Linked DNA regions of Homo sapiens: all the other regions are linked to region 3. A link is a contact called in ENCODE Hi-C or POLR2A ChIA-PET data. All regions are on one chromosome and are shown on one strand. The core of a region is the stretch at or near the end of the contact, and the rest is flanking DNA. Distances in the headings are between cores, read along the strand shown. Region 1 holds the start of CARD14 (caspase recruitment domain family member 14). Region 2 holds the start of GAA (alpha glucosidase). Region 3 holds the start of CBX8 (chromobox 8).

The links. Hi-C counts contacts between places; a loop is a spot of excess contacts on that map. ChIA-PET counts read pairs that join two places held with the same protein, here RNA polymerase II (POLR2A). Pooled maps may share reads with other maps.
Region 1: POLR2A ChIA-PET joins it to region 3 with 27 read pairs in PC-9. The contact joins the promoter of CARD14 here to the promoter of CBX8 in region 3. POLR2A ChIA-PET finds 5 or more read pairs at or near these places in 2 of 52 experiments (H1 and PC-9).
Region 2: a map with no recorded cell type shows a loop between it and region 3 (9-fold over the local background). The contact joins the promoter of GAA here to the promoter of CBX8 in region 3. A Hi-C loop is called at or near these places in 3 of 37 single-sample maps with no recorded cell type and 9 of 50 pooled maps. POLR2A ChIA-PET finds 5 or more read pairs at or near these places in 2 of 52 experiments (A549 and CD4-positive, alpha-beta memory T cell).

Annotation. Positions count from the first base shown.
Region 1 is chr17:80,167,895-80,172,115 of GRCh38, forward strand. It overlaps CARD14 (caspase recruitment domain family member 14), which reads left to right and starts at 2,136. Exons shown (of 24, transcript NM_001366385.1): 1 at 2,136-2,162.
Region 2 is chr17:80,100,104-80,102,830 of GRCh38, forward strand. GAA (alpha glucosidase) reads left to right here and starts at 1,478. Exons shown (of 20, transcript NM_000152.5): 1 at 1,478-1,787. It overlaps CCDC40 (coiled-coil domain 40 molecular ruler complex subunit), which reads left to right. Exons shown (of 20, transcript NM_017950.4): 20 at 1-510. RefSeq lists a silencer at 1,025-1,644 and an enhancer at 1,975-2,084.
Region 3 is chr17:79,794,295-79,798,326 of GRCh38, forward strand. It overlaps CBX8 (chromobox 8), which reads right to left and starts at 2,783. Exons shown (of 5, transcript NM_020649.3): 1 at 2,636-2,783; 2 at 2,203-2,246; 3 at 1,956-2,021; 4 at 1,763-1,829; 5 at 1-1,264. The coding sequence starts at 2,704. The coding sequence ends at 341. RefSeq lists enhancers at 828-1,568, 2,816-3,110 and silencers at 2,482-2,861, 3,022-3,231, 3,262-3,421.

The DNA of each region.
Region 1 (4,221 bases), core at 886-3,385, 370 kb after region 3:
TTGCCCAGGCTGGTCTCGAACTCTTGGCCTCAAGCAATCCTCCCTCCTCAGCCTCTCAATGCACTGGGGTTACAGGCATGAGCCACTGCACCTAGCCTAAGATATGGTTTTTGACCTCAGAAAACACAGGGTCCTTCAGGGTTGTGGCTTCCTTGACTGTTTCTTTTTATTTTATTTTATTTTAGGTTCCGGGATACATGTGCAGAATGTGCAGGTTTGTTACATAAGTAGACATGTGCCATGGTGGTTTGCTACACCTGTCAACCCATCACCTAGGTTTTAAGCCCCACGTGCATTAGCTATTTGTCCTGATGCTCTCCCTCCACTCCCCCTACCATAGGCCCCAGTGTGTGTTGTTCCCCTCCCTGTGTCCATGTGTTCTCATTGTTCAGCTCCCACTTATGAGTGAGAACATGCAGTGTTTGGGTTTCTGTTCCCATGTTAGTTTGCTGAGAATGATGGCTTCCAGCTTCATCCATGTCTCTGCAAAGGCCCTTCATTCCTTTCTATGGCTGCACCTTGACTATTTCTATGGCTATTTCTGTTCTTAGGGAGGCTCCTCCCATCTCCAGTGCATTCTTCTGCCCCCCTCTTTTACTGGGAATGGCGGCATTTCTTTGCGTTTTCTGTAACTAGAATTCTCTGTGTGGCTGGCACAGTGTGATGAGCTGGCAAGCTTCCCCACTGTGGGGGAGGGCTTATCATGAGGTCTGCTGGAGGAAACTAAGAGAGCTGAGCCTTAGGGGCTTAAATGAACTGCCTGAGGGGAAGCTGACACCCAGTGGGGCTGTAACCCTGGTTGGAGAGTTCATGTCTGCACCTGGCCTCGGCCTGCGTTCTCACTTGCTCTGCCCAACTGGCTGTGCCTTCAGCCGGCTCATCACCAGGAGATTTGGGTTGGAGCTACTGCTCAGCCACCATGAGCTACATGACCTTGAAGGCCGATCTTTGATTGTCCGCAGGATAATCCTGAAGGTTCTCAGGCCATGGACCTGTGAATTTCCCTTCTTTCAGTGTCTGCATCATTGGGAACCAAGCCCCTAACCAATGTTTATTCATTCGCTCAACCAATATTTGTGGAATATCACAGCCCTAGGGGTGGGGACACAGCAGGGAACAAGAAAGACAAGAATTATTGTCCTCAGTAGGTTACTGTGGAGTGGGGAGGCTGGCAGGAAGCCACGTAACTAGAATACACGTTAGGTCAAGGCAGTATTCCCACAGAGAAGATGGAACAGGGAAGGGGAGTGAAGGCCAGGATGGGAGGTCTACGGACTTAAGTAGGATGATCTGGGAAGTAGCATTTGAGTAGAGTCTGGAAGGAGGGATGGGAAAGAGTGTTCCAGGCAGTGGGAACAGCAGGTGCAAAGGCCCTGGGGCAGAAGTGTGCCTGGACTGTCAAGACTGTTGGGCTGTGTGTCTGGAGCAGGTAAAAGAGAGATAAGGTCAGCAAGGACCTGATAAGCAGAGCCTCATGGTCACGCTGAGGACTCCAGGACCTGTACACCGAAGGGAATGACAGGAGCTGACTCATGCCCTAGCAGGACTTCTCTGTCTGCTGTGTTGAGCGCTGGTGATGGGGGCGTGGGAAGAAGTTAGGAGCCATTACAGAGGTCCCGGTGGGCCATGATCAGGACACCACAATGCAGGTGGTGAGAATGGATCGGATTCTAGACATATCTCAAGGTGGAGGACCAAGACTTTCATCTAAATCTAAACAATAGTTATGAAATGTTAACTTGAGATGGATCTATTGGAATTATTCAGATACTTCCAATAATGGATCATGAGAACCAAGAAAGGCCCTAGAATTTATCCTGATCTTCGTAGGATTTTCCCAAGGGTAGAAATGATGATGAACTGGGTGACCGTTCACAAAGGAGAGAGGATTCCCAGCCCCCAAGCCTGAAGCCTTCCCCTCAATCACCCTCAATCACCATCTTCTGTGGGTCGACCAGATGCACGGACTGTTCTCAGCCATCCCTGTGGTTCTTACGGCAATGTCTAGCTGTGGGACTGCACTGGTGCTTCGATGGCTCATAGAAGCCCCATATAAGGCACTGCTCCTGTGGGATGTGCCTGTCAAACCTGCTTGTCCACTGCCGTTCAGTTCAGCCAGAGATTGGGCCACATTCAGTCCTCGCTTCCCTGGGAGGGGGAAGGTAAGTGCGCGCAGTCCATCCGGCGAAGAGCAGGTCAGCCTACGGAGGGCTCAGCCTACGGAGGGGCTCAGCCGACACAGGTCTGATGGGGCCCGAGAGTGGTCCCAGGGGAGTGGGAGGGGCCGGCATCTTCCTCATCAGGAGTGGAGGAGCTGCCTTGTATGTGGACTAGAGAACAGAAAACGGCTTGTCTGTGTTGCTGGGTCAATCACTGGAACATTCTCTGAATGCTGAGTTCTGCCTTAAAACAGCATGGGTCATGCTAGATGAAAGGGATCTCTGTTTTATACTCTCATCTCTTCGCTATTGCCGTGGGATGAAAGACAGCAGAAGGAAGGTGTCTAAGTTCAGAACAAAGTGAGCAAGACCAGCTGGCTGCTGTTGGTAGCAGAGGCACAGCCAGCCTGTCATGGCACTGGGGGGCCGAGGTGAGCTGTGCCCCCTCCTCCTGGGCTTGTGACCCTCTGCCCCCCATGGGGTATGTACATGTGTGTGTGTGCGTGTGCGTGTGTGTATGTGTACATGCCTTCTTCCCTACTTCACTGGCAAGGGAAGAGACTGACACTTGGGTTAGGAGAAGGATGTTGACCTGGGAGGGGTCAAATAAGGAGAACCCACATCTTAGATGCTCAGGATTTTATGATCTTAGGCTCTTCTAGAATTGCTGTACAGTTAGATTCAGAGTTTGGAATTAGAGATCTCTGGGCCCTCCCCTCCCCTCCCGTCCCCTCCCCTCCCGTCCCCTCCCCTCCTCTCCCCTCCCCTCCTCTCCCCTCTCCTCCCCTCCCCTCTTCTCTCCTTTTTCAGAAGTCTCCCTCTGTCGCCCAGGCTAGAGTTGCAGTGGCACAATCTCGGCTCACTGCAATTTCTGCCTCCTGGGTTCAGGTGATTCTCCTGCCTCAGTCTCCCAAGTAGCTGGGACTATAGGTGCACGCCACCACACCTGGTTAATTTTTTTATTTTTAGTAGAGACAGGGTTTTGTCACGTTGGCTAGGCTGGTCTCAAACTCCTGACTTCAGGTAATCCGCCCATCTTGGTCTCCCAAAGTGCTGGGATTACGGGCGTGAGCCACGGCTCCTGGCGCCTTCCCATTCACCTTCCCCTTCCCCTCCCCTTCCTCCCTCCCTCCCTCCCTCCCTCCCTCCCTCCCTTCCTTCCTTCCTTCCTTCCTTCCTTCCTTCCTTCCTTCTCTCTCTCCTTCCCTTCCTTCCTCTCTCTTTCTTTTCTTCTTTTCTTTCTTTCTTTCTCTCTCTCTCTCTTTCTTTCTTTTCCTTTTTTTGAGCCAGGGTCTTGCTCTGTCACCCAGGCTGGAGGGCAGTGGCACAATCATAGCTCACTGCAGCCTTGAACTCTTGAGCTCAAGCAATCCTCCTGCCTTGGCCTCCAAAGTGCTGGGATTACAGGCCTGAGCCACTGTGCCCAGCCCTAAGGTTTTTTGTTTTGTTTTGTTTTGTTTTACTGTTAGGACTAACCCTTATTTACACTGGGACAAGTTACAAAGAAACTCCTGCAATTGTTAACTGCCATTGGAGACTACTGTAAGTTGCTTCATGGCAACTGCAGAAGGGACTAGTGACTTCTATTTAGCTCCACCCACTGATGCTTGAAGTTCAGTGTGGCTCTGGGGGCTCCAGAAGCCTGAGGGGCAGCTGGCTGGGGCAGTTGGCTGGGGTCTGGAGAGTTCTGCAGAGCCCCTGTCTTCAGCTGCTGGTGAGGCAGCTTTGGCTTGAGCTGCCCTGGCTTTCTGAGTTCAGTCTGATGGGAGGGCACAGTCAGCACCCTCAGACCCTCCTCAGGAGTCTTGTGAGGCTCGGGCAAGTCAGGGGCAGAGGGACAATCCAACTAGAGGACCCTCCCAGACCCGGTCGTTGCCACCTGGACCCAGCCCCAGGAAGGCACCCGAGAAACCTGTAGTCCTCGGCTGACCACCAGTCCTGGTCCTCAGGATATCCGCAGAGACCTGGCTGTCCAGAACTCCCAGGGTTTCAGCTGCAAGCTGGAGATGTGGCCCCTTGGCAACTCGATATAGTAAGATACTGGAGAGCGTGCCAGAGTGTC
Region 2 (2,727 bases), core at 228-2,727, 300 kb after region 3:
CTCACAACACAACGCTGCCACAGGTCCACAAGCTGGTGGGCTGAGCAGAGGTGGGAAAGTTAAGGCAGCTCCAGCCAGCCTGGCCCGGGAGGCTGGTCCCCCCAGCACTTCCCTCTACTAGGTGCATCTGAAAACCCACAAACCACCTTCTTTACCAGTTTTCCCATCCCCACCCCTTAGAACTCTCAGGTCCCTTTTCCTGCCCCCATGTCCCCATTTGAGTTAAATTCAGATCCACAGCTTGCAGGAGAAAGTCAGTGGCCCCAGACACACGTAACAGGGTGAGCACTGAAATAAGAGCACGCTGGGGCGTCCACACCAAGGGACTACGCCCCAGTCTGCCCACCTATCTTTTCTCCATCATTAACCCAGCGCTCTTTCTCCCTGGACTTCCAAGTACCAATGACCTTGGGGCTTCTTTGCAGTTTAAAGGGAAAATGCTCTACAAAATAATTTCACTTTCAAACATTTCAGCAGAAGAATAAAATCTTTTTTCTGAATATCTAGTAAGCCTTTCTGAGTCAGCCTTACTTATTTTAAAACATTGTAGAAATACAGAAACCACAACAGAGGTGGAAGGGAGGCTTTTGTTTTTTTTTTTTTGAGACGGAGTCTCGCTCTGTCGCCCAGGCTGGAGTGCAGTGGCGCGGTCTCGGCTCGCTGCAAGCTGGAAAGGGGGCTTTTAATGCCCCTATGCCCCTACCCAGGAACAACACCTCTGTGTTTTGGTGTGGCTCCTTTTGTATTTTTCTGCACATACATTTTATTAGGCAAGTTAAGGTTATACTGTGTGTTTTTTGTATCTCACATGTAAAAATGTGCTCCTCTTAATGTAAGCATTTTCTCATTTTATGAAAAAATTCCCCCTGTGTCAGTTTAATGTTTTCTCAATTGTCAGTTTTATGGGTTATCACAATGTTTTGATTATTCCTTTCTGGAATAACTGTGAGTTATGGAGCACACTTAAGGACTTTCCAAATGTTGGCTGTTTCTAACTTGGCGCTGAGCGCCTTTGGCCGCCTTTCCGATGATGCCCTCGGGACGCGTTGGCAGGAGGAATCCCTGGGCGCAAGGCGCGGCTGGGCCAGCCCCTTACAAAGCCCTACGAGCTGCGGGGACCCAGGCCGGGGCAGCGGGGGCCACGCCCCATCTCCGACCCCACGGGGACCGGGCCGGGACTGCGCCAGCGGGGGCCTCGCCCCGTCTCTGACCCCAGAGGAACCGGCAGCGGGCAGCACGCGTGGGCCTCTCCCCGCGGGACGCCGGACGCGCAGCCAGACGCGCTCCCCAGGCCCCCTCCGAGAGCGAGGACGCGCCCAGGCCCGCTCTGCCGGAGCCGCCACTGGGGGGCGTAGCGCGGACGCGCACCCTTGCCTCGGGCGCCTGCGCGGGAGGCCGCGTCACGTGACCCACCGCGGCCCCGCCCCGCGACGAGCTCCCGCCGGTCACGTGACCCGCCTCTGCGCGCCCCCGGGCACGACCCCGGAGTCTCCGCGGGCGGCCAGGGCGCGCGTGCGCGGAGGTGAGCCGGGCCGGGGCTGCGGGGCTTCCCTGAGCGCGGGCCGGGTCGGTGGGGCGGTCGGCTGCCCGCGCGGCCTCTCAGTTGGGAAAGCTGAGGTTGTCGCCGGGGCCGCGGGTGGAGGTCGGGGATGAGGCAGCAGGTAGGACAGTGACCTCGGTGACGCGAAGGACCCCGGCCACCTCTAGGTTCTCCTCGTCCGCCCGTTGTTCAGCGAGGGAGGCTCTGCGCGTGCCGCAGCTGACGGGGAAACTGAGGCACGGAGCGGGTGAGACACCTGACGTCTGCCCCGCGCTGCCGGCGGTAACATCCCAGAAGCGGGTTTGAACGTGCCTAGCCGTGCCCCCAGCCTCTTCCCCTGAGCGGAGCTTGAGCCCCAGACCTCTAGTCCTCCCGGTCTTTATCTGAGTTCAGCTTAGAGATGAACGGGGAGCCGCCCTCCTGTGCTGGGCTTGGGGCTGGAGGCTGCATCTTCCCGTTTCTAGGGTTTCCTTTCCCCTTTTGATCGACGCAGTGCTCAGTCCTGGCCGGGACCCGAGCCACCTCTCCTGCTCCTGCAGGACGCACATGGCTGGGTCTGAATCCCTGGGGTGAGGAGCACCGTGGCCTGAGAGGGGGCCCCTGGGCCAGCTCTGAAATCTGAATGTCTCAATCACAAAGACCCCCTTAGGCCAGGCCAGGGGTGACTGTCTCTGGTCTTTGTCCCTGGTTGCTGGCACATAGCACCCGAAACCCTTGGAAACCGAGTGATGAGAGAGCCTTTTGCTCATGAGGTGACTGATGACCGGGGACACCAGGTGGCTTCAGGATGGAAGCAGATGGCCAGAAAGACCAAGGCCTGATGACGGGTTGGGATGGAAAAGGGGTGAGGGGCTGGAGATTGAGTGAATCACCAGTGGCTTAGTCAACCATGCCTGCACAATGGAACCCCGTAAGAAACCACAGGGATCAGAGGGCTTCCCGCCGGGTTGTGGAACACACCAAGGCACTGGAGGGTGGTGCGAGCAGAGAGCACAGCATCACTGCCCCCACCTCACACCAGGCCCTACGCATCTCTTCCATACGGCTGTCTGAGTTTTATCCTTTGTAATAAACCAGCAACTGTAAGAAACGCACTTTCCTGAGTTCTGTGACCCTGAAGAGGGAGTCCTGGGAACCTCTGAATTTATAACTAGTTGATCGAAAGTACAAGTGACAACCTGGGATTT
Region 3 (4,032 bases), core at 1,533-4,032:
AAGGGGGCCCCTCCTGCCCCAGCTCATTCGGGCTGCCCCAACTAAAGCACAATGAGAGTCTCTCTCCTTTAAATAAAACAACTTCGAGTTGAAATATATATATTTAGATATTTTTCTTAAATAACATATTTACATCTAATAGAAAATATAACTCTAGAGATAATCTTTCCAACAAAAACTGAGGGGGAGGAAGGAGGGATGAAAGGGGCTGGTGGGGTGGGGGTGACATCAGGGACGGGACCAGCCAAAAGGCCACATCCCACCCAGAAATAAAAATCACTATGCCAAGCTCACGCTCACTCTCTCCCCTGCTCTCCTCCTGGACACACCCACCCAGCATTCATCTTTTCTCTTTAAAAAAGCCTTGGTCCGTGTTACTTTCCTTAATGGTGACGGTCAAAAAGTTTGAGGTCACGTCCGTGACCACCACCTTCTCCAGGTTAGTCAGGGAGGGGCTCCAGGACTCTTCCTCCGGGTCCCCCAGGATTCTGGCCACAGGGATCCTGGCGATGAGGGAGGGCCTTCCCCCCTGGGCCCCCATGTCCCGGTACAGGCCCCCCCCAGAGCTGGGGGGGCCTGAGCCATGTCGGACCCGGGTGCCATTGGGATCTAGGGCACCCTGGCCTTTGGCCTCCAGGAAGGCAGCCCTGTGCTTTATCACCCTGGCCGGGAAGGTGTCCACAGCCAGTTTGCCCGTGGCCTCAGCTGAGCTAGGGCTGGTCACACCACACTGCACCAGGTCCGAGTCCTGTCTTCGGGCCAGCTGGATCACACTGTGGCCGGCTGGAAACTTTCCTGCCCCGGAAGGGGTGTCGTCCAGCTTCCTGCCCTTGAGGTACTCTCCGAGGCCGGCGCTGGGTTCGCCTAAGGGCCTCTGTGAGGGGTCCGGGAGCTCCTTCCGGGGCTTGGGGCCTCGCTTCTTCGAGCTGTCCCCCGGTGAGCTGGGCTTGTCATCCACTCTGCTGGTACCCCGCTCTCGTTCCCTCTCACGTTCCCGCTCCCTCTCTCGCTCCCTCTCCCTTTCTCGATCCCGCTCCCGGTCCCTATCCCGGTCTCGGTCCCGGTCCCGAGGGGCCTCTGCGCGGCAGGTGCTGCTGGTGCTGGTGCTGCTCGCTGGCGGGGACAAACCCATGTTTCGAAGGCCCTCCCGGGCCCGGGAAGTGGAGGCCAGGTCCTGGGGCGAGCGGCCAGGGTAGGGGATCCGGATGCCCCTGGCTGAGTCACTTCGAAACTCGTAAGTTTTGGCCTTTGCCTTGGCCTGCGCCTGCAGGAGAGAAGATGGTCTCAAGAGTGGGGCAGGGCCCTGTCCACCCCCACAGGACTCCTCCTCTATCCCTGACCTCCTATCTTTACCCTATGATGCCTGGGAATTTCTACATGGATGCATGGATGGGTGGGTGGGTGGGTGGGTGGATGGCTGGATGAATGGGTGGGATGGCTGTTGGAGCTGAGAGGTAGAAGGATGAGAGAAGAGGTAGAAGATTTGGCTGGAAGTAGTCATTTGCAAAAAGTACACTTTTTGCATTTGATTATTGTGTCCATTTGGGAGGGGGAGCGTAAAGGAATTCTAGTGTGGCCAAGCCCGTCCCCCCAGACACAGTTGGTGCTGCTACTGACTTGGTGACATCTTGTCAGGGAACTCCCTCCTACATTACAAATAGGCAACATGTGTGGACACCCCATTGGCTCACAGCCCTCAGAGCCCCCTTCCCACAAATCACTCCATAACATGGTCCTCCACCATTGGACACTGCCAACCTACTTTGAGGAGGAAGGTTTTGGGCTTGGGTCCACGCTTTTTGGGGCCATAGAGCTCCATCTCTCTTTCCCTGGAGAAAGAAGAAAAGGAGAAAGGGTGCGTGAGTAAAGAAAGCAAGTGGGACTCTAGTCCAGGCTGGAAAGAAGCCACTCTACTTGTTTCTAAGTGAGCGGCTGGGACTTGGAAGGGTCTGTACCTTTCCTCAAAGGCTGCGAGCAAGCGAGCATCCAGGATGTTTTCCTCCGGTTCCCATGTGCTGTACCTAAAGGGAATCAGGAAGAAGTGGGCATCAGTCCCAGGAGCAGGGTGAGAGCAGAGGGGGTGTGTGTGTGTGTAACTTTTCTCATTGCATTGTATTGTATTTCAATGTAAAGGCAAAAAGAGGAAGAAAGAAACCTCCCGAATAACAGTCTGGGGTTGAGAATTGCATATAACCTACTTACTTCTGCGACCATCCCTTCCATTTCACGAGGTATTCCATGCGTCCCTGCGGGTGCAAAGGCGATAATGTGTGTGCATGGGGAGAAACGCATGACGAGGATACAAGAAATGCATGCGAAAATGCATGCACCAGATGAATGCTCGAAACCCCGCCGCAAAAGGCACGCGCCCGCTGCATCACCCCTGCACCTAATGCTGCACAAAGTGCATGCACCGGCATTCATTCCCCACCCCGCCCCCCACCCATGCAATCCGTGCATCGCTGCAAGTCTAAGGAAAGCGCCTGGGCTCAGAGCTGCCGCCGCCGCCGCCGCCACGGCCGCGGCCGCTGCTGGGACCTGGGGGAAGGGAAGCTGGGCTGCAGCAGGGGGAGGGAACCCGGGCCGGGAGGGGAGGGCCCGGCCGCACGGAGGCCCTAGGCCCGGGGGCACCTACTTTCCGTATGCGCCGCTTCAGGAGGGCTTCGGCCGCGAACACCCGCTCCCCCACCGCTGAAAGCTCCATGTTGACTCGCCGCTTCCCCCCTTGGCCGCTTCCAGGAGCAGAAAAGCAGCAGCCAGCGCACGACAGACCATAATACTCTCCCGCTGACGTCAGTTCTCCTCCCCCTCCCGGCGCTCTCGCTCCCTCCCGCGGCCCCCCTCCCGCGCTCCTCCGCTCGGCCCCCTCCCCTCCGCCCAGTGCTTCCTCCCGCCCCACGTGTTGCTAACGACGTTGCTAAAGCCGAGCGGCCGGAGGCCTGCGCCCCCGCACGCTGATTGGACGAGCTCCGAGCCACGCCCCTCTGCCTTTCTCCCCCGCGTTGCTACGTGACCAGCGTTCCAATCGCCAGGGGGCGGAGTCCGAGGCGACTCCAGAGACCGAGCGCGCGAGTGGGAGGGGGCGCCGCCGGAAGTGACGCCAGGGGAAGGCGGGCCCGGCCGCTGTCAGTCTGCGGGGCTGGCGAGGGGGGCAGGCCGCCCTCTGTCCTCGCCGGGGCCCCCCTCCCCCGCCACCAAGTTGTCCCTCCGGCGTTCGGCGTCCCCCACAGCTCTCGCTGGGATCCCCGCGGCGATGTCAGCCCGGCTCCGCCCCTCGGCAGACCCCGGCCCGCCGCCCCACCCCCACCGCCCAGGACTCGCGCGGTCCCCTCCCCCAGCCGCCCGCGCCGCACAATGCACAATGCACAGGTGCTGGGGCGCCGCGGGCCGCGCCCGAACCCCGAGAGCCTGCGGCGCGCCCATCGGCTGGCTTCTCCCCCGGCCCCCGCCCCCCTCCCCCGGAGCCGCACACCCGACCCCCGGTCTCCATGGCAACGTCCCCCCCCCCCCCAAGCCGGGTCCCGCTAACAAATCAATGTGCATGTGTCTCAGGCTCCTGTCGCGCGGCCCTGCCCTCGGCCACCCTCCGGGCCCTGCGAGCCGGGCTGGCTGGAGCGCTCGTCCCCGGCTCCGAAGCCGAACACAGACCTGGTGGAGGCCGGGCTGTTCCCTCCGGAGCCCGGCTGCAGCCCAGGACCCCACAGAGGATGTCGCGCGGCTTCTTCCTGCCCCCCGACCATCCCCGACGCCCGCAGCCACCTGCCCCTGCCCTTAGCCCAAGCTGCCCGCCCCCGCCAGGCTTCGGCCCCGAACCTCGCCTTCCCCTCGCCGCCCCCTGCTCGGGGCCTGGGTGGGCTAAGGGCATCTGGGCGGAGCCGGCAGAGGATGGGGCGAGCGGCTGGGGGTGCGTCTGGCTTTCCCCGAACCCCGGCGCCCGGCCCGCGCACTTCCTGTCCACCGCTCTTCCCAACGTGGGCGGCGGACATCCTGCGAGAAACGCCAGCGCGGGAAGCTGGGGGACGTCGCCGGGTC